2 separate regions of the Homo sapiens genome follow, and region 1 is linked to region 2. A link is a loop called in an ENCODE intact Hi-C map of the cell type or tissue named here. Cell type or tissue: ascending aorta. All regions are shown on one strand. Links, peaks and the distances in the headings refer to the core of each region. The heading gives the core; the rest is flanking DNA.

The links. A loop is a pair of places that touch in the nucleus more often than their neighbours do. Peaks named below come from ENCODE experiments on the same cell type or tissue, not always from the same donor. Only the 100,000 strongest peaks of a DNase experiment are listed, where the experiment ranks them.
Region 1: it touches region 2 in a loop (5-fold over the local background); 2 of 110 quality-filtered maps call a loop at or near these places.

Annotation. Positions count from the first base shown.
Region 1 is chr3:20,301,854-20,313,395 of GRCh38, reverse strand. No RefSeq gene overlaps it. Among named protein-coding and RNA genes, the nearest start is that of SGO1, 120 kb to the right of the region's middle. RefSeq lists an enhancer at 1,382-1,883 and a silencer at 8,113-8,313. In ascending aorta, for the core only: no CTCF peak of the experiment used is centred there; a DNase peak (open chromatin) is centred at 2,565; H3K27ac peaks cover 1,515 bases.
Region 2 is chr3:20,250,435-20,261,976 of GRCh38, reverse strand. No RefSeq gene overlaps it. Among named protein-coding and RNA genes, the nearest start is that of SGO1, 70 kb to the right of the region's middle. In ascending aorta, for the core only: no CTCF peak of the experiment used is centred there; no DNase peak of the experiment used is centred there; H3K27ac peaks cover 1,524 bases.

The DNA.
Region 1 (11,542 bases), core at 2,111-10,110, 51 kb before region 2:
CTGAAGTCTTGAGTTTATCTAAAAGACCAACTCTGGGGATCAAAATAAATATCTCAGGTAGTAATTTCAGTATATACAGACATTAATTAATTTCACATATTCAACAAATATCTATAAGTTGCCTATTATGTGCATGCAAGGTGCTCTGTATTCACCAGTGAAGGTGGCGGGCACTGGCGCCCACCCACCTGGAGTGTACTGCCCATTACTGTATGATGTAATAAGAAACTCACAAACTTTAGCACCAAAGCCACCAGGATTTGAATGAGGGCTCAACTACGTAGTACCTGTGTGGCGATTAGAAAATTACTAAACTTCTCTGGAACATAATTTTTGAATCTGCAAGTGGGACTAATACCACTCACCTCCGAGGGCTGTTGTGAGGTGTGACAGAATTCATGTAAAGTGCCTGACCAGTGGTAGAGTGTTAGTTCCTTTCTGACCCTTATGTGATTTGACCTAAAAATTATAGACCTGTCCTCAATCCCCTTCTCTTTTTTAAGCCAAGAGAAGAGTGCAAAATTCTAAACATGATACTTAAAATAATTAGATTGCATGTTTCCTAAAATAGAGAAAATCTACTTTTATAGTCTTTTGGAAGATTCCAGACCCACAGCCCTAGTCTCATTTTCCTTCATGACTTTTGGACATTTATGTGGTGGTGGTAACCAGCCTCCATGATGGCTCTTAACAATCCCCATCTCCTGACATTCACACCTTTTGTCATATAATAAATGTGTCTGATCTGTGTAACCAGAGAATGTTGTGAAAATGACTGTGTGACTTCCTACATTAGGTCATGAACATTGTGGGTTTTACTTTGCTCTCTCCTGGATCACTCGCTCTGGGGGGCAGCCAGCTGCCATGTTATGAGGACACTCTATCAGCCCTATGGAGAGTCCCCATGGCAAGGACTGAGGCCTCCTTTCCAAAACCAGCACTAACCTGTCATCCACACAGAAGCAGATCCGTTAGTCCCAGAATGTCCTTCAGCCCAGCAGACAACTTGACAGCAACCTTATGAGAGACCAAGTCAGAACCACCCAGCTAAGTCACTTCCTGTGTGAGATGAGAAATGTTTATTGTTTTAAGCTAAGTTCCAGGGTAACTTGTTTGTTATTCATCAATAGATATGTAGTACATATGTAATAGTCCAGGTGAAAAGCCAAAAATGGAAAAAAGCCAAGTGTTTTTCACAGGCTGAAATACGTGATGCAAAGACATGTCTCCTGTTTTCCAACACAATTCAGGAGTCGACATTCTTTTTTTTTTTTTTTTTTTTTTGGAGACGGAGTCTCGCACTTTCGCCCAGGCCGGACTGCAGTGGCGCTATCTCGACTCACTGCAAGCTCCGCCTCCCGAGTTCACGCCAGTCTCCTGCCTCAGCCTCCCGAGTAGCTGGGACTACAGGCGCCCGCCACTGCGCCCGGCGAATTTTTTGTATTTTTAGTAGAGACGGGGTTTCACCGTGTTAGCCAAGATGGTCTCAATCTCCTGACCTCGTGATCCGCCCGCCTCGGCCTCCCAAAGTGCTGGGTTACAGGCGTGAGCCACCGCACCTGGCCCAGGAGTTTATTTCATAGAAGTTTGTTGTTGTTATTTTTTCTTTTTGGCTTTGGTTTATGCGTTACTGACACAAAACTAGTGGCATAATAAAAAGGGACACACTGATCATGAAAAACTAGGACCTAAAAATGTTAGAAATGTTTGCAAGGAACTAGCCCCAGCCTTGTAAATGTAATCTATTATCTCACCAGGAAATAGGGCAGAAATGCAGTTTTTGGTTTTAGGAAGTTCAAAAGATACAATATAGACTCTTTCTGAAGTAAAAATACAAAATAGCCCACCAAAAAACACTGCTTTCTTTCTGCAAGCGAAACTCCATGCATTTGGTAGCTGAGTCTTTTCATATGCCGTAATATTATCTGATAAACATATGGGCACAAAAAATTTAAAAGGCACAGACTTTATCTTCATGAAAGACAGAGATTAAAAGTTGAAATTAAAGAATCTGAAAACGGGTGGAATCGTGTGAAATAAACACAGTTTTCCATAAACATATATCTGTTTAGCTAAATTTAGCTTTCCATTAAATTCTAAGAGATTAAAGTCATAATTCTCAAGTTCTTCCGTTATTCTCTTCTTTTTTTTGTACTTTATTTTCAAGCCCTCTGCATATTCCATCTACCTACATATCCATACACACCTTATGTGTGCACATACCCTTTTCCTTCTTTGCAATACCTATAAATTTCCATATCTCAACAAAGAAAGCGGGAAAATCCAAATTCTTTGGTCAAAGTCAGCATGTCAGTCAGCAAAAGTTAAGTCTAAAGTTAAATTTAAGCAAAAATCTGTATCACCCAATACAAACACTGTAAGTGGCCTTATTTTAGTTCTCACAAGAGAACACGCATCCCTTTGGTTCTTTTTAAACTGGTTTCCATGTTTACAGAATGAGGCTGCTTAGTTGTGCACATCCCAAGAGACTTAGCTAATCCTGTACTTGCTGTTCACACAGCCACATTCCCATCACTGTGTCAAAGCCCAGAGCCACCCTGGAGAATTCTCCCATAGGCCCTCCAAAAGTTGCAGCTGGCGCAGCTTATCTTAGAGCCTCACTTACAGAGAAGGTATTGCGAAGTTGCTACAAAGTGCTTATTAGTTTCTATGACAACTGCAGCCCACAATTTAGTTTGGAAAATATCCTTTCAGTGTAAGAAATGAATAGAAACTTTCACCAACAAAGATTTTCTTCTGACTCATAGACACCAAGCCTAAATTCAGTTCTACTACCACCAACTTTTTTAAATATTCAATTCTATTTCTTAACCCCAGCTGCCATCCCAAACCCAAATTATTCTAACAAAGTAGTCTAATTGTTATTTCCCCTATTTACCTAAAGGTAATATTCAGATTAAACTATTTAGGACATGGGGATTTAAATTTTACACATTAACCTTTCAGGATCTTTTTTAAAAGTTTCATAGTAACAGTTCAAAATCTTAATCTCCTTGTAATCATCAGCTCATTCACTGAAGTTTCTTATTTAAATCATTATTCCCAAATTATTGTTATTGATCTACAAACAAGCAGATTGGATTGAGATGAAATGCAAAAAAAAAAAAAGCATAAGATTATGTTAGGGCAATTCAAACCTCAAGTTCAAATATTTAGGTGGCAAACAGCATGGTGGCTGGTACTACTTTGAAAAATGTTTTACTGCTTCATCCTTCTATTTAGATATTTGAAATATTAAAATATTTGAGTGGAGAGAAAGAGGTAAAGTATGATTCTGTTTAGAATTTGCAGGTCTTCCATTGTTGGAGAAAGAATTCAAGTGTCAGATATTACTGGAGATACTAAAATTTTTTATCTTCACTTCGGGTTTTATTTATTAAGAGTTTTTAGTCGATTTTACTTTTTATGCCTGTTTACAACAAACCATAAGATAGCTCCATTTCAAAGTTATCTGTTTCCACTGCCACCCTGTACCATAGACTTTAAGTGATTGGATACATGTCTTATCCAGCCTATATGAAGAAAAAAACATCCTTCATATAGCACTGTTTTCTAAGATGCACGTGTTTAGGTCTTTCTAAATCAGTATAAAATGCAGTTGAAGAAAATTATCTTTTTAAACATTTTATGAAGTCTTGTCACAACAAAACCTAAAATCTGAGCAATACTAAAAGAGAGGACACTGTGATAAAGAATCACTGAAGTCTCTGGACTTTCTATTATAAAAGTGGTTCTCTTTCAAGATGAGCTTTCACTTTAAAAAAAAAAAAAAACAAAATCAAAGGAGATCTAACAAAGAAAGACCTGCAGATTCTAAAACAGAATCACAGAGAACTGGGCCATATTAATAGCAATGCAGTGTAATTGAGTGCATCTAAAAGATACTATTGTTTGCATTTTCCCTGGTTTGTTAAAATAACTCTACATGAATGGGATGGCCATTCTTAGAGCTCCACAACATTCATGCCACTTCAGCACAGGAGCAATCAAATATGTCAAAACAATATTAAAATAATTCTCCAGTATCTTTGACCTGGGTTTCAGATGCTAGAATGGCCAAATCCACACAGGAGCCTCCCTCAGGTTCTAGCAGTGAGAGTCCAATTCTGCCATCAATAACTAAAAAATGGCCACCAAATCTCCCCAAGCAGTGCTTCTCAAACTGTACTGTATATCAGATGAAGGTGGAGAGCTTGAAACACAAATATTTCTCGGCCCCACCTTCTGAGTTTTTCATTCAGTAAGTCTGGGGTGAGATTTGAGAATATATTTCCAGGTAACACTGATGCTATTAGTCTGGGGACCAATGGAAGTGGCAGGGGAGCAGCAAATTCTACATAGCTTTAGAAGGTACACTGTATAGACCAGTAGTTCCCAACTTTGGTTGCATAGCAGAAATACCTGGGGAGCTTTTTAAACTCTCAGCACTCAGGCCCCCAACCCAGGCAGCACAAATCCTAATTTGGGGAGGGTCAGCCCATATATCAATAGCTTTTAAAGGCCCCTTAGTCCTTAGGTGATTCCAACATACAGCCAAAATTGAAAACAAGAAAAGACCCTATAGCAATAGTTCTCAACCTTGACTATTTCCCTAGAATCACCAGGGAAGCATCAGGGAAACATTTTTAAATCCTAATGCCAGGTTTCCACTCCCAAACATTCCAGGAAGAAAGATTTTAAAAGTTCTTGACTGATTCTAATGTGCATCAAAATTTGGAAACCACTGAATCCTAGCTAACTTAATTTTTTTTTCTTTTTTTTTTTAATTTTGAGATGGAGTCTTGTTCTGTCACCCAGGCTGGAATGCAGTGGCGTGATCTTGCCTCACTGCAACCTCCACCTCCAGGGTTTAAGTGATTCTCCTGCCTCAGCCTCCTGAGTAACTGGCATTATAGGCACTTGCCACCGCACCCAGCTAATTTTTGTATTTTTAGTAGAGACAGGGTTTTGTCATGTTGGCCAGGCTGGTCTTGAACTCCTGACCTCAAGTGATCCACCCACCTCGGCCTCCCAGAGTGCTAGGATTATAGGCGTGAGCCACAGTGCCCGGCCTAACTTAAATTTTCACATTATATGTTTTTTAAAAGCAATTTACCTGAAGTCATAAAGTCATCATAATCAAGTTAAAGTTATTAATGTATTTTTTCAAATTCAAACATTTTAAAAATAATTTTTAATTAAGCATTACAAATAAATTGAAAATAGGAAAAAATATGTATTACACTAGATGCATTGTTAAAGTCAAGTAATAATTGTGGTTTTCTTTTAGGTATAATTTACATAGGTATAATTTTCTTTTAGGTGTAATTCGTCTTTTTAAATGTACAGTTCTATAAGTTTTGACAAATACAGACAACACTAAAACCAAGGTGTAAGAAAGTTTCAGCTGAGTATGGTGGCTCACGCGTCTAATCCCAGCACTTTGGGAAGTGAAGCAGATAGACTGCTTGACCTCAGGGAGTTCAAGACCAGCCTGGGCAACATTGTGAAACCGCATTTCTACAAGAAATAGAAAAATTAGCCTGACATAATAGCATGTGCCCATGGGCCCAGCTGCTTGGGTGGCTAAGGTGGGAGGATTGTTTGACCCTAGGAGGTCAAGGCTGCTGTGAGCTGTGAGCATGCCACTGCACTCCAGCCTGGGTGACAGAGCAAGACCCTGTCTCAAAAAAAAAAAAAAAGAGTTTCATCACCCTAAGAAAATTCTCTTATGACCCTTTGAAAGCAGTTTTGATCAGAATTTTCTGCCAACTTCCTCTACCCTATACCCAGTTGGTTGCACAATTGTTTTCCTTGTCCCAGCAAAGGGAGATGCATGAAACAATGGTTACAGAAGAGGATGTTGGTGTCCCTCTGTGTTGTACTGGGCAAGCTTAGCCACTATGAGGACATAGAAATAGATTTGAATCAAAACATAAATTATTATATATGTGTCTAATATTAAAATGGAATTAGATCAAGCATAATTAAATTTAAATCTAGAGCATTATGTTTAAAAAGATGTGAACTGGTCACCTTTTGTGGATGCTAGAGAAAGTTACTATTTTGAAAACTGATGAGAAAAAGAAATGAGAATTCATCCTCCTCTCTTTTATTAACTCTGCCATTTGATAACCAAATAGTAGATGCGAGGAGTTTCTCTTTATTGAGGCATTGAAATATCATTCTGTTGCAACTCTTAATGAACTGAGGATCAATTAATGATGTTCAAAGATGGCTAATATCACAAAACGAAGAGAAAATCATGCATTATGTTCCTGCAGATGGGAAAACAACACACCATATAAAATTTTTAAATGAAACTTGAATCTGATCAAACCTCTAGGTCCAACTACCATTTCATAGGAAATACGGGGGACATGGAAACATGTTAAACTGCACCACAGGAACGCAGTCAGGGAACGTGAAACTGCAGGAAACTCTAAGAGATAAATGATCCAGTTTCTTTGACAAATAAATTCTGAGAAAGAGACAGAGATGAAGGGGGAACTTATGGATTTTAAAAAGATGTAGAATACTTATCCTAATCACCTATAGTATGTGAATCTTATTTGGATACTAACTCAAGCAATCATCAAACTTAATAATATTTATGTGAAAACTGGAAATGTGGATACAGATGACATCTAATAAGGAAATTTTTAAAATCTGTGTAATTTTTTCAATATGCTGATGGTCTACAGTAATGTTTTTAGAAGAGGGGCTTATCTTTTAGAGACAGGTACTGTAATATTTATGAATAGAGTGATATTACGTCAGAGATTTGTTTGAAAATAATACTGATGTAGGGAAAGTGAGTGGGGTAGAAAAGAAACAAGATTGGCCATAAATGCATAATTGTTAAACCTGGATCATGGGCTCAGGAGAATTTATTACATTGTTTTGCTTACTTTGGTTTATGTATATATGAAATTTGCCACAGTAAAAATTCAGAATGAAAATAAAAGGCAAAAAAGACTTCTATCCAAATGGCAATGAAGCCATCTCATTGTCTGGGGTGCCACCCAAAGTTCTTTGTCTTGTGGCCAAGGAAATCAAGGATGCAGACACTCCAAGGGTGAGGTTAGAGCAGACGTTTAATAAGTGAGAGAAAGAGAGAAAGCCCTCTGCCACAGAGAGGGGTCCCAAAAAATGGTTGCCATTTCACAGTGAAATACAAGGGTTTTTATAAACAAGCTAGTGGGGAGGGGGTATCTCATCTACATAAGGCACGAAAAACCAGTTAGAACTAGGTGTGTCATTTGCATAGGGTGAGAGTCTCTGGCAGCCCCTACCCCAACCTTTTATTGCACAGGCAGGTTCTTGGCCTAAGTAACTTCATGTTGCTTATGTTTTTTACTGTGCATGTGTTAAGGGGGCAGAATCCTCCACGGTGGACATGCCTGGCCAAAAGTAGTTCCTCTTACAGGTGCAGATGCAGGCACCCCTGCCTCATGCAAGCTTCCTTATCTGAGAATGTCCAAAAAGGAAAGGAAAGTGCTCACTAGGGCCCACTGTGCTTACTGGGGCCCACCAAATGGATGTGAAGATTGCTGATTACACAGGAGGGTCCCTCTCTGTGTTGGAACTTGCTCCTTATCTACGTTTGCAGCCCCATCTTCCAGGCTGCTCTTTGTTAGAGAAGGAATTCTGCCAAGGACTCTTTGCCCTAACTATCTGCCTAGCTAGTTCCTTTCTTCCTTCTCTCTCAGCAATAACAGGATTATTAATAAGAGCCCAAAACTGGGGGGAAAAAACATCAATCAGTAATGGATAAACAAAATGTGGTGCATCCTCTCTGCCTACGGTGGTCTAATCTATATGGTTTTACAACCTAGAATAGCACTGTCCATGAGCCTCTATCCAAAGGCTGAAATGTGACGATTCTAGACAGAGCTGCCTGCTCAATAAAACAGTTCCCATTGTACTCAACACAGTATCCATCAAACATTTTTCTCACTGAATGGTGAAAAAAGAGTACAAGAACTCTGAAATATAGAAGGTCTAAGGTCTTCCAACATCCTACATTTAAAGGTAAATAATGTGATGCTGATTTATAGTATTTTTTTTTGTAACACTGTGATATGGTTTGGCTGTGTCCCCACCCAAATCTCAACTTGAATTCCCAGCTGTTGTAGGAGAGACCTGGTGGGAGGTAATTGAATCATGGGGGCAAGTCTTTCCCTGCTGTTCTCATGATAGTGAGTAAGTCTCAAAAGATCTGATGGTTTTATAAAGAGGAATTCCCCTACACAAGCTCTCTTTCTTTGCCTGCTGCCATCCATGTGAGACATGACTGGCTCTTCCTTGCCTTCTGCCATGATTGTGAGGCTTTCTCAGACACGTGGAACTGTGAGTCCAGTCAAACCTCTCTCTTTTGTAAATTGTCCAGTCTCGGGTAGTCTTTATCAGCAGCATGAAAATGGACTAATAAACACTAAAAGTAGATCTATTTTAAATCTTGTTTCCTTAAATCTCTGGGCAATCCTGGATTAATCAAATACACTGAAAAACTCTAGTGCATTGCCTGAATATCTAAATGCCCTAAACAGTGACACAATAAGAGATCCTTTAGTGAGAAGTTATTTGGGGGGATTTCAGAGAGCATTAAAAGAGACATGTTTTAGTATGAGGGTAGTGGTTCTTAGAACCTCTCAAGAAACAGAAGGTAGCATCAGACATGTTAATACACAAGGCTCTCAGAAAATAATATGGTTAAGAAATATGTTTCCATTTCACATGTTCTTGGGGATCATCATCTCTCTAATATCATTAACAAGGACAATAAGAAGATACAAAATCAACTGTCAGGGACAAATCTAATTAAATTCATATCTAAATTAGGACATAAATAAAGGTGGAAGCTGGGCACATTGGCACATACTTGTAAGCCCACCTACTCAGGAAACTGAGGCAGAAGGATCACTTGAGTCCAGGAGTTCAGTGCCAGCCTAGGACACAGCAAGACCCTGTCTCTAATAAATAAAAGGTGGAGGCCAGGTGCAGTCACTTACACCTGTAATCCCAGCACTTTGGTAGGCCGAGGCAGGTGGATCACTTGAGGTCAGGAGTTCCAGACCAGCCAGGCCAATGTGGCAAAGCCCCATATCTACTAAAAATACAAAAATTCACCAGGCATGGTTGCGGACACCTGTAATCCTAGCTACTCAGGAGGCTGAGGCAGGAGAATCACTTGAATCCAGGAGGTGGAAGTTGCAATGAGCTGAGATTGCATCACTGCACTCCAGCCTGGGCAACACAGCAAGACTCCATCTCAAAAATAAAATAAAATAAAAGGTGGAGAGTAAGCTCCTTATATTTGAAATACATAGTAACAAATACATTTTTAAATGTATTTAAAAATCAAAATTTCTTTTAAATCAAATCCCTCCATCACTACCTATTTATAAAACTGTAAGGCACATTTAATATTACATCTCAGTAAGAGTGCTTGCTTGTGAGTACACAGACAGGGAGTTCAGCTTGAATTCTATCATGCAGTTGCCCGCTTTTTACACATGAAATCAGAAGGACATTTCAACGTAATTTCCACTGTGCTGCAGAATTAAATCAATCAACATTATACCTGATTCATAAACCAACATTAAGCAAAGCTATTAAACAAAGTTTATTGCTCAAATTTTAATAGTGACCATATAGAACTATTTCTTTTTGTTTTTTTTGTTTTGTTTTGTTTTGTTTTTGTTTTTGAGATGGAGTCTCTCTCTGTCACCCAGGCTGGAGTGCAATGGTACGATCTCGGCTCACGGCAACCTCCACCTCCCAGGTTCAATAGATTCTCCTGCCTCAGCCTCCCGAGTAGCTGGGACTATAGGCGCGTGCCACCGGGCCCAGCTAATTTTTCTGTACTTTTAGTAGAGACAAGGTTTCACCGTGTTGGTCAGGATGGTCTTGATCTCCTGACCTCGTGATCTACCCACCTCAGCCTCCCAAAGTGCTGGGATTACAGGTGTGAGCCACTGTGCTCGGCCATATAGAACTATTTCTAACTTCCTGGTCAGGTTAGAGAAGTTAGCACTTTCCAGAATATAACACAAAAGGCATGTCAGAGACCAAGACAAGCAAGGTCTGAGATCTGAATACTTTCAAAAAAGACTACTTGTCTCTCTGCTTCTCAGGCCCTGATTCTCAAGTTTTAGAATTGACCAGCTACTCTTTCTTCAATTTCTGAACAGCTACTCCCTCTATCATCCTTCTTCTCTGAAATCAATTACTGGTTTCACAAATTTTAATAAAGATGAATTAAAATTGATGTTAGTTTTAGAAACTAGACTGAGAATTTTCCCGTATCCCTTCAGATAATTAGAGGTACCCGAGAGTGTTAGAATTCACTGCTTGAGGGATTTTCTCAGCCAAAAATAAACATATGGTATAGGGGGCTGTTTCTTGGCAGGAAACTGCTGTCAACAAGCTCATAGGGACCTGTCATCAGGGCCCCGCACAGCCAGTGGGACGACGTGTAATATTGGCTGGCTACCTGCTCCCTCGAGCAAGTGGAAAGTAACTCTTCTGCCTTTTTGCCACAACCCTGTATATTAAACAGATGCAACTTATTTCCAAAGAGTACTTTGCTTGTGAAATTAACATTGAAAACATCGAAAGTGAAAACGCACAGGGTCAGCAGGTAGTTGGTTAAGATTCAAGCATTAACATTTACGCAAAATGGAAGCCAGTTAGGCAAAATCCAGGAACGAATATCTAGATGTAGGTATGTTCATTTTATTAACTTACAGGAATATATACTACAAGTCATATGCCAGCAATATTTTTAGTATAAAATAAAAAAGACAAATCTGTGGATTTGATGGATTCTCTGAGAGTTTCGCATGTGAAGGTGGATGAGTGCAGTTGGAAATCTCCAGTGCACTCTAAATTGAAGCTTGATGCCAATAAACCTGTCACTTGCGTAAATTTTAAAAGGGTGGCCTCTTCCTATGCACTGATGTATATAAACACAATATGGATATTGCTCTATGTGGGTACAGTAATAAAACTCAGCTTGTAACTGTGTCAACCCCAGTGGTCATGTAGTGGGGAGCAATTTTAAAATATTCATTCCTTGCTCCAATTAGAATTAATCAAAAAGTGTGGGTGTGCACGGTTTTGATACAACTATGGTAATATAAATAACTGGTAAAGATGAGTTACAGTTACTCATACACATGGTGGATTTAAAATTTGTTAGTAATTTCATTGAAACTCCTTTCTTGAAAAGGAGCCTATGCCAAGCACAGTGGCTCATGCCTGTAATCCCAGGACTTTGAGAGACCAACACAGGAGAATCACTTGAGGCCAGGAGTTTGAGTCAAGCCTGGGCAACATAGTAAAACCCCATCTGAAAAAAAAAAATAAAAGTTTGATTCTCCACCACTTGCATGAGGACCAGATTTCATGACTTTCTTCTAGTAAATAGAATGTGATAGAAGTGATGTCATGTTATTTCTGAGGCTGGGTCATAAAAAAAAATTTAAAAATTACTCTCACCTGGCTCTTTCTATTTCAATTGCTCCACTGGGGGGAA
Region 2 (11,542 bases), core at 1,731-9,730:
CAATGGCAACAAAAGCCAAAACTGACAAATGGGATCTAATTAAACTGAAGAGCTTCTGCACAGCAAAAGAAACTACCATCAGAGTGAACAGGCAACCTACAGAATGGGAGAAAATTTTCACAACCTACTCATCTGACAAAGGGCTAATATCCAGAATCTACAATGAACTCAAACAAATTTACAAGAAAAAAACAAACAACCCCATCAAAAAGTGGGCAAAGGATATGAACAGACACTTCTCAAAAGAAGACATTTACGCAGCCAAAAGACACATGAAAAAATGCTCATCATCACTGGCCATCAGAGAAATGCAAATCAAAACTACAATGAGATACCATCTCACACCAGTTAGAATGGCAATCATTAAAAAGTCAGGAAACAACAGGTGCTGGAGAGGATGTGGAGAAATAGGAACACTTTTACACTGTTGGTAGGACTGTAAACTAGTTCAACCATTGTGGAAGTCAGTGTGGCGATTCCTAAGGGATCTAGAACTAGAAATACCATTTGACCCAGCCATCCCATTACTGGGTATATACCCAAAGGACTATAAATCATGCTGCTATAAAGACACATGCACACGTATGTTTATTGCGGCACTATTCACAATACCAAAGACTTGGAACCAACCCAAATGTCCAACAATGATAGACTGGATTAAGAAAATGTGGCACATATACACCATGGAATACCATGCAGCCATAAAAAAGGATGAGTTCATGTCCTTTGTAGGGACATGGATGAAATTGGAAATCATCATTCTCAGTAAACTATCGCAAGGAAAAAAACCAAACACCACATGTTCTCACTCATAGATGGGAATTGAACAATGAGAACACATGGACACAGGAAGGGGAACATCACACTCTGGAGACTGTTGTGGGGTAGGGGGAGGGGGGAGGGATAGCATTAGGAGATATACCTAATGCTAAATGATGAGTTAATGGGTGCAGCACACCAGCATGGCACAGGTATACATATGTAACTAACCTGCACATTGTGCACATGTACCCTAAAACTTAAAGTATAATAATAATAATAATTTAAAAATGCCAAAAATAAATAAAATAAAATAAAATATCTTCATGTATAAAAAAATGCATCTATATTTGACTGTAATTTTTATTATTTAAGTGTAATTTTGATGATTTTAGCCTGTTGGACCTTACAGAATTAAAAACATACAAGGCACACAACTTTCCCTGGAAAAATATGCCATCTGTTTTGTTCTATACATCAATTGTCCACTTAAAATATTTAAGCACATATAGATAATTGTTTTTTAAATGATTTTTACATAAAATTATGAAAATAAACTAAAGATAAAAGATCAATGTAAAAGTCACAAAATGCTATATACTTTGCTAGTTAGAATCTATATACAATACCAAAAAATTACCAAATCAAGATTTAAAACAGAAATAACTAGCATGCATTCTGGAGAATTCAATGGAATAAAAACATCAGGGAAGATGGGGGTGTGGGAGAACCTTTTCGGGAATAATTACAACAATTAGGTAACTTTTCTATTATTAGACAATTAGATAACTTTTCTATTATTCAGTGGAGCCAGTGACATTCACAATTAAAATATTTTATCATGATTATTGATCACGTCTATACTCAGAACATAAGCACTGAGTATAAACAGGCATTTTTTTTAAAGAAACAGGTTTGATTACACTGAACTAAACATACAGATTGATATTGTTAACAAAAGCTGTCTGAAAATTATGGCTGAGATGTCTGGAATCTTAATTAAAATTCCAGAAAACCTGGAAAAGCTAAGAAATGAAAGGAAAAAATAAATAATTCTGTTTTCTGGCTAGCTCCCAAATACCAGCTTTCTTCATATGAGAATATGAGAGACACACAAGATATACTAGGTAACATGCTACTGAAACTTGAATAAGTAGTTTGCCTGAGTTCTTAAAGGTAAGGTCCCCCTGTAAGATGTATTTTCTGCTCACTCTATTTGCCCTGGTGGATCCTTTCACCATCCTGCACACACCCTTGGTCACTCTCTTCCTACCACTTAGCAAGAGAAAAAAAAGATCTAGCTGCAAATATATATGGCATACTTACCTCTGTTTCTTAGTTTCCATAGCCTGATTTTTTATTCTAAATTTCTACTTTTCTTTCTGTTTCTGACTTTCTGTAATCAAAGTCTCACTCTTTTATCTTGGAGAGCTGAAATGTCTGCACCATTTGTTGATCATGTCTGAGAACTATTTCTTAATAAATTATACTGAAATGGTTTACATTGATGGATGAATGCCCAGATTTATTTCCCTTGTGATCTATTGATTCTACAGGTTGTGGCATTAAAATTAGGGAAATAGAATCCTAAGACGTCAAAGCCAGATTTTTCACACAATATTTCCAAATAATTGAATATATTTATATTTATATTTAATATTTGTAATGTCTTTAGAGAAAAATGTATACACTGACAACAAAGAAATCATACTGGATTGAAGGGAGATTTCCCCACCATCTTATTTGCAAAACTCTATTACATTACTTCAAAGATAATCTTTCAGTTTTCTTTTTTTTTTCTGTTGGTAATCTACTAACTTAATAGGATCTGCTAGTCATACAATAATTTATACAAACACACTGATACTGGTTCTTAAAAAGTGAAGCTTTGGTTGGGTGTGGTAGCTCACGCCTGTAATCCCAGCACTTTGGGAGGCTGAGGCAGGCGGATCACGAAGTCAAGAGATTGAGACCATCCTGGCTAACAGGGTGAAACCCCATCTCTTCTAAAAATACAAAAATTAGCTGGGTGTGGTGGTGCGTGCCTGTAGTCCCAGCTACTTGGGAGGCTGAGGCAGGAGAATCACTTGAACCCAGGACGCGGAGGTTGCAGTGAGCCAAGATCGCGCCACTGCATTCCAGTCTAGCAACAGAGCAAGACGCAAGACTCTGTCTCAAAAAAAATAAAATAAAATAAAAAAGTGAAGCTTTGAACATTTCTGAAAGATGCCAAGCAACAGTATACACATTAATTCCTAAATTATGAATAGCTTGAGTTTGAAAGTATGCCAACATTCATCCATCCTAATGTGCAGTTTTCTTTTCCCTGGCATGCATGCAAGCACTGCTAAAGAGATGTATGCCTTTAAAGTGGTTTTACCAGCCCACGTGTCAACCAAGAGACAACCTCAGAATGTAATTGTCCACAATTTTACCACTTATTCAATTTAAATTACTAATATCCTTAGGCAAGAGGGCCAATCTACTGAACAAGGTTACCTTGGCTTAGTCAATGAAACTGTGAGGCCAAGAAAACCATGTCAGTCAAGTTCAAGGAATAACATTATAATTTAGTAAACTTTTTGGTGACTGGCAACACATCAACTGACAAGCATTTAATTACAATCTTCCTCCCAGTGGTATAAGGCAGATTCCTTAGGGCTAGGAATTCCTTATACTTGACTATTCACGGCCCATGTTCCCTTGGCTTGTTAACCCTGGGACTCAGAGCTTCCAAACTGTGGAATTATAAACAAACTTACTAGAAGCCTGAGTAACTGCATACCCCAAAATAAATCTAGGTTTGCATAAGGCTGCATATTATTTCATTTATACACCTATTCCCAAATATATTTAACTAATGCTCTATTTACAGATCTTCAGATTGATTCAAATATTTCACTATCATAGACAATGCTATAATGATTGTCTTTGGACCTTACTGTATATTTATCTAATTTTATTTTTGTAATAAAGTCAAGAAGTTGTAAATCTCTTGTTAGAGAATTACAATTACAATTATAAGAATTTGTACATTTTTCTTATTGATATTTAAGAGCTACCTATGTATTAAGGAATTTAAACCTTGTTATATTTTCTAATTTTCCATTTAAGCATTTTCTCATGTAAGCATTATTTAAAGCATAAATAATGCTTCAAAATTTTAGAAAATCATATTTGTTACCAATTGAAATAAAAAATTGCCAGATTAGGGCATTTGGTGGCTGCTCACCGGACCCCCTCCTTGGTGCTGGTCTTTGTGCCTGCCATTGGGTAACTTGCACATGGCCCTGCCTCATTCAGCCTTACCCATCTTGGTGTCCCACTATGGTGCTGAGCAAGGAGCTCACACCACTGTCTACTGAATGGATCAGCCTACTGCCTGAGGCAACAGAGAGCTTCACCTAGTAAACAAGGATGAGGTATATACCCATCCACATTGGCCTCATTTCATTTTTACCCATAAGCACCATCTACTAACCTGTAGGTCAAAAATACAGCCCAATATAAAAACGTGCTGACAGGGGTGCATAGGGCTATAGAAGCAAAGCCAAAAGACTCTACCCAACATTCTCTATAATCACAATCCTTAGGGAGTAGGGGGAAAGGGGGAAAAAAACTCAATAATATGATAAGGAAAGAGAGAAAGAAAAAAAATCCTATCCACACAAAAATAATTACAAAAATTAGAAGTACCAGTGTCTCCAGATGAGAAGGAACCAGAAGAAGAATCCTGGTATGAGAAATCTGAATGTTGCAATATTGACAGAGGATCACACTAGCTCCCCAGCAATGGTCGATAATCAAAATAGAAAGTCAGAAATTACAGACAAAAAATTCAAAGCATGGATTGCAAGGAAGCTAAATGAAATCCAAGATGAAGTTGAAAATTAACACAAAGAAACTTCTTTTTTTTTTGGAGACAAGGTCTCACTACTCTGTCACCCAGGCTGGAGTGCAGTGGCGTGATCTTGGCTCACTGCAGCCTCAACCTACTGGGCCCAAACAATCCTCCCACCTCAGCCTCCCGAATAGCTGAGACCACAGGCATCCACCACCACACCCAGCTAATTTTTGTATTTTTTTTATAGACATGAGGTTTCACCATGTTGCCCAGGCTGGTCTCGAACTTCTGAGGTCAAGCAATCCACCTTGGCCTCCCAAAGTGCTGGGATTACAGGTTTGAGCCACTGAGCCCAGCCAAGACAAAGAAACTTATAAAGCAACCGAGGAAATGAAGGAAGAGATGAACAACATAAAAAGAAATTAATCAGAGCTTCTGACACAGAAAAACTCAAGGAATTTCAAAATACAATGAAAAGCTTTATCAATAGACTAGATCAAGCAGAAAAATGAATTTCAAAACTTGAAGGCTGGTCTTGTGAACTAACCCAGTCAGACAGAACATTTAAAAAGAATTTTTAAAAATGAACAAAGTCTTCAAGAGGTACAGGATTATGTAAAGCAACCAAACCTATGAGTTATTGGCTTTTTCTAGAGAAAAAGAGAAAAGGTAAACAACCTGGAAAACATATTTCAGAGAATAACCAAAGAAAATTTCCCTAATCTTCCTAGAAAGGTAAACATTCACATATAAAAAAATTGAAAGAACACCTGAGAGATACCATACAAAATGAACATCATGAAGGTTTATAGTCATCAGACTATCCAAAGTCAACGCTAAAGAAAAAAATCTTAAAGGCAGCTGAGAAAAAGGTCAGGTCATGTACAAAGGGAACCCTATCAGGCTAATATCAAACTTCCTGGCAGAAACCTTACAAGCCAGAAGAAACAGGAGGCCTATTTACAGCATTCCTAAAGAAAAGAAATTCCAACCAAGAATGTCATATCCTGCCAAACCTAGCTTAATAAGCAAAGGAAAAATAAAATCATTTTTAGACAAGCAGTCATTAAGGGAATTCGCTAGCACTAGACCAACCTTACAAGTACTCTCAAGAGAGTTCTAAATGTGGAAATGAAAGAATAATACCTGTTACCACAAAAACAGACTTAGGTATTATGCATAGCCCAGACTCTACAAAGCAACGACAGGAAAGAAACTACAAAGTAACCACCCAAAAACTTCACAATAGGATCAGAACCTCACACATCAATATCAATCTTGAATGTAAATTGTTGCCATATTTAAAAGGCATTTTAAGTTGGATTAAAAAATAAAAAGGCCCATCTGTCTGCTGTCTTCAAAAGACCCATCTCACATGTAATGACACTCATAGACTCAAAGTAAAGTGTTGAAGATCTATCATGCAAATAGAAAACAAAAAAGAGCAAGGTTTGCTATTCTTATATTAGATAAACAAGACTTTAAACCAACAACAAGGAAAAAAAACAAAGAAGGGCATTAAATTATAATAAAGGGTTCAATTCAACAAGAAGACTTAATTACCCTAAATATATATGCCCCCAATATTGGAGCACTGGGATTTGTAAGACAGGTACTTCTAGACCTATGAAAAGACTTAGACAGCGACACAATATCAGTGGGGGACTTCAACACCCCACTGAAAGCATTAGATCATAAAGGGAGAAAACTAGCAAAAGAATTCTGAACTTAAATTCGACACTGGACCAATGGGACCTAATAGACATCTACAGACTCCTCCACCCATTAACCACAGAATACACATTCTTCTCATCTGCACAAGAAATATCCTCCAAGATTGATCATTATGCTCAGTCACAGAGCCAGTCTCAGAAAATGCAAAAAAAAAAAAGACAAAGAAATCACACCAACCATATTCTCAGCAAAAAGTGGAATAAAAATGGAAATCAATACCAAGAAGATCTCCCAAAATTACACAATTACATGGAAATTAAAGAAACTGCTCCTGAATGACTTTTGTGTAAACAACAAAATTAAGGCAGAAATAAAAAAAATGAAAACACAGACATAACATACCAAAATCTATGGGATGCAGGAAAAGCAGTGTTAAGAGGAAAGTTTATAGTGCTCAAGGAAGTTAGGAAGATCTTTGTTAAATGCTCTAACATCACACCTACAAGAACTAAAAAACAACGACAACAACAACAACAATAAAAACCCCAGGAACAAAGTGGCTGGCAAGATGGCCAAATAGAAAACAGCTCCAGTCTGCAGCTCCCAGTGAGATCAACGCAGAAGGCAGTGACTTCTGCATTTCCAACTGAGGTACCCAGTTCATCTCACTGGGACTGGTTGGACAGTGGGTGCAGCCCAAGGAGGGCGAGCCAAAGCAGGGTGGGGCATCGCCTCACCTGGGAAGCCTCACGGCGTCGGGGAATTCCCTCTCCCAGCCAAAGGAAGCCATTAGGGACTGTACTGTGCACTCTGGCCCAGATACTGCAATTTTCCCATGGTCTTCGAAACCCATAGACCAGGAGATTCCCTCTGATGCCTATGCCACCAGGGCCATGGGTGTCCAGCACAAAACTGAGCAGCCATTTGTGCAGACACCCAGCTAGCCACAGGAGTTTTTTTTTCATACCCCAGTGGCGCCTGGAATGCCAGTGAGACAGAACCGTTCACTCCCCTGGAGAGGGGGCTGGAACCAGGGAGCCAAGTAGTTCTGGCTTGGTGGGTACCACCCCCACAGAGCCCAGCAAGCTAAGATCGACTGGCTTGAAATTCTCACTACAAACACAGCAGTCTGAGCTTGACCTGGAACGCTAGAGCTTGGTGGGGGGAGAAGCGTCCGCCATTGCTGAGGCTTAAGTAGGCAGTTTTACCCTCACAATGTAAACAGAGTACCCGGGAAGTTCAAACTGGGCGGAGTCCTCCTCAGCTCAGCAAGGTGCTGAGGCCAGACTGCCTCTCTAAATTCCTTCTTGTCAGGGCACGACATCTCTGAAAAAAAACGCAGCAGCCCCAGTCACGGATTTATAGATAAAATCCCCACCTCCATGGGACAGAGCACCTGGAGGAAGGGGCAGTTGTGGGCACAGTTTCAGCAGACTTAAACATCCCTGCCTGGCAGCTCTGAAAAGAGCAGCATATCTCCCAGCACAGCATTTGAGCTCTGCTAAGGGTCAGACTGCCTCTGCAGGTGGGTCCCTGACCCCCATGTATCCTGATTGGGAGAGACATCTCCCAGTAGGGGCTGACAGACATCTCATACAGGAGAGCTCTGGCTGGCATCTGGTGGGTGCCCCTCTGGGACAAAGCTTCCAGAGGAAGGAGCAGCCGGAAATCTTTACTGTTCTGCAGCCTCGGCTGGTGATACCCAGGCAAACAGGGTCTACAGTGGACCTCCAGCAAACTCCAGCAGACCTATAGCAGAGAGACCTGTTAGAAGGAAAACTAACAAGCAGAAAGGAATAGTATCAACATCAGCATAAAGAACATTCACTCAGAGACCCCATCCAAAGGTCTCCGACTTCAAAGACCAAAGGTAGATAAATCCATAAAGATGAAGAGAAACCAGCACAAAAAGGCTGAAAATTCCAAAAACCAGAACGCCTCTTCTCTTCCAAAGGATCACAACTCCTCGCCAGCAAGGGAATAAAACAGGACAGAAAATGAGTTTGATGAATTGACAGAAGTAGGCTTCAGAAGGTGGATAATAACAAACTCCTCCAAGCTAAAGGAGCATGTTCTAACCCAAAGCAAGGAAGCTAAGAACCTTGAAAAAAGATTAGAGGAACTGCTAACTAGAATAACGAGTTTAGAGAAGAACATAAATGACCTGATGGAGCTGAAAAGCACAGCATGAGAACTTCGTGAAGCATACATAAGTATCAGAGCCGAATCGATCAAGTGGAAGAAAGGATATCACAGATTGAAGATCTACTTCATGAAATAAAGCATGAAGACAAGATTAGGAAAAGAAGAAATGAAAAGGAATGAAGAAAGCCTCCAAGAAATATGGGACTCTGTGAAAAGATAAAACCTGCATTTGATCGGTGTACCTGAAAGTGACTGGGAGAATGGAACCAAGTTAGTTCCATTCTCTTCAGGATATTATCCAGGAGAACTTCCCCACCCTAGCAAGACAGGCCAACATTCAAATTTAGGAAATAAAGAAAACACTACAAAGATACTCTTCAAGAAGAGCAACCCCAAGACACATAATCATCAGATTCACCAAGGTGGAAACGAAGGAAAAATTGTTAAGGACAGCCAGAGAGAAAGGTCAGGTTACCCACAAAGGGAAGCCCATCAGACTAACAGCAGATGGCTCTGTAGAAACCCTACAAGCTAGAAGAGAATCGGGGCCAATATTCGACATTCTTAAACAAAAGAATTTTCAAACCAGAATCTCATACCCAGTCAAATTAAGCTTCATAAGTGAAGGAGAAATAAAATCCTTTACAGACAAGCAAATGCTGAGAGATTTTGTCACCACCAAGCCTGCCTTACAAGAGCTCCTGAAGGAAGCACTAAACATGGAAAGGAACAACTGGTATAAGCCACTGCAAAAACATACCAAATTGTAAACACCATCGATGCTATGAAGAAACTGCATCAACGAATGGGCAAAATAACCAGCTTACATCATAATGGCAGGATCAAATTCACACATAACAATATTAACCTTAAATGTAAACAGGCTAAATGCCCCAATTAAAAGACACAGACTGGCAAATTGGATAAAAAGTCAAGACCCATCAATGTGCTGTATTCAGGAGACCCATCTCACATGCAAAGAAACACAAAGGTTAAAATAAAGGGATGGAGAAAGATCTACCAAGCAAATGGAAAGCAAAAAAAAAAAAAAAAAAAAAAAAAAAAGCAGGGGTTGCAATTCTAGTCTCTGATAAAACAGACTTTAAACCAACAAAGATCAAAAAAGACAAAGAAGGGCATTACATAATGGTAAAGGGATCAATTCAACAAGAAGAGCTAACTACCCTAAATATATATGCACCCAATATAGGAGCACCCAGATTCATAAAGAAAGTTCTTAGAGACCTACAAAGAGACTTAGAGTCCCACACAATAATAGTGGGAGACTTTAACACCCCAATGTCAATATTAGACAGATCAACGAGACAGAAAATTAACAAGGATATCCAGATTAAGAACAAAATCCCATTTACAATGGCCACAAAAATTAAAATACCTTTTAAAATATCTTTATTTTAGAATCCTTGTAGAGGTGAAAGATCTCTACAAGGAGAACTGTAAAACACTGCTGAAAGAAATCAGAGATGATACAAACAAGTGGAAAAGCATTTCATGTTCATAGATTGGAAGAATCAATATTATTAAAATGGTGATATGGTTTGGTCGTGTGTTCCCTCCATATGTCATGTTGAAATGTGATCCCCAGTGTTGAAGGTGGGGCCTAATGGGAGGTATTGGATCATGGGAGCTGATCCCTCATGAATGGCTTAGTGCCATCCTCTTGGTGGTGAGTGAGTTCTCATTCTGCTAGTTCACATGAGATCTACTTATTTAAAAGAATGTGGCACCTCCCCCCCTCACTCTCTTGCTCCTACTCTTACCATGTAATGCACAAGGTCTCCTTTCACCTTCTACCATGGTGGTAAGCTTCCTGGGGCCCTCACCAGAAGGAGATACTGACACCACACTTCCTGTACAGCAATCAGAACTGTGAGCCAATTAAACCTCCCTTGTTTATAATCCAGTCTCAGGTATTCCTTTGTAGCAAGGCAAAATTGGACTAACACAGAAAATTAGTAACAAGGAGTGGGATATTGCTATGAACATACCCAAAGATGTGGAAGCAGTTTCGGACTGGGTAATGGGCTGAGGTTGGAAACATTTGAAGATCTCAGAAGAAGACAGGAAGATGAGGGAAAGTTTGGAACTTCTTAGCAACTTGTTAAGTGGTTGTGACCAAATGCTGATAGAGATATGGACCATAAAGTCCAGGTTGTTGAGGTCTCAGATGGAAATAAGAAACCTTTTGGGAACTGGAACAAACGTCACCCATGTTACACCCTAGCAAAGAACTTGGCTGCATTGTGTCCATGCCCTGGGAATCCATGGAAGTTTGAACTTAAGATTGATGAGCTAGGGTATCTGGCAGAAGACATCTCTAAGCAGCGAAGCATTCAAAAGATGACTTGGTTGCTTCTAACAGCCTAAATTAGATATAAGGACAAATAAGAGACTTAAAGTTGGAACTAATATTTAAAAGGGAAGCAGAATGTAAACATTTGGAAAACTTGCAGCCTGGTCCTGTGGTAAAGAAAGAATCCAAGCAGGCTGCATTGAAACCACTTGCTAAAGAGATTAGCATGACTAAAAGGGAGTCCAGTGCTAGTATCCAAGACAATGGGAAAAAGGCCTCAAAGGCATTTCAGAGATCTTAGAGACAGCCTCTCTCATCACAGGCCCAGAGGCCTGGAAAGAAAGAATAATTTGGGGAGCCAGGTCCATGGCCCCATTGCCCTGCACAGCTTCAGGACATTGCTTCCTGCATCCCAGCCTCTCCTGCTCCAGTCACAGCACAAAGCGGCCCAGGTACAGCTCTGGCCACCACTCCAAAGGGCACAAGTGGTAAGGCTTGGTGGCATCCAGATGGTGTTAAAGCCTGCAGGAACACAGAATGCAAGAGTGAAGAAGACTTGGCAGCTTCCCCCTATATTTCAGAGGATGTATCATAGGGGCAAAGCCCACATAGAGAAATTCTATAAGGGCAATGACAAGGGGAAATGTGGGGTTGGAGTCCCATTGCAGACTCCCCACTGGAGCACTGTGTAGTGGAGCTGTGGGAATGGGGCCGCTGTCCTCTACAGCTGTGAATAGTCGATCCACCAGCAGCTTGTGCCCTGTACCAGAAACACCACTGGCACCCAACTCCAACCGGTGTAACCA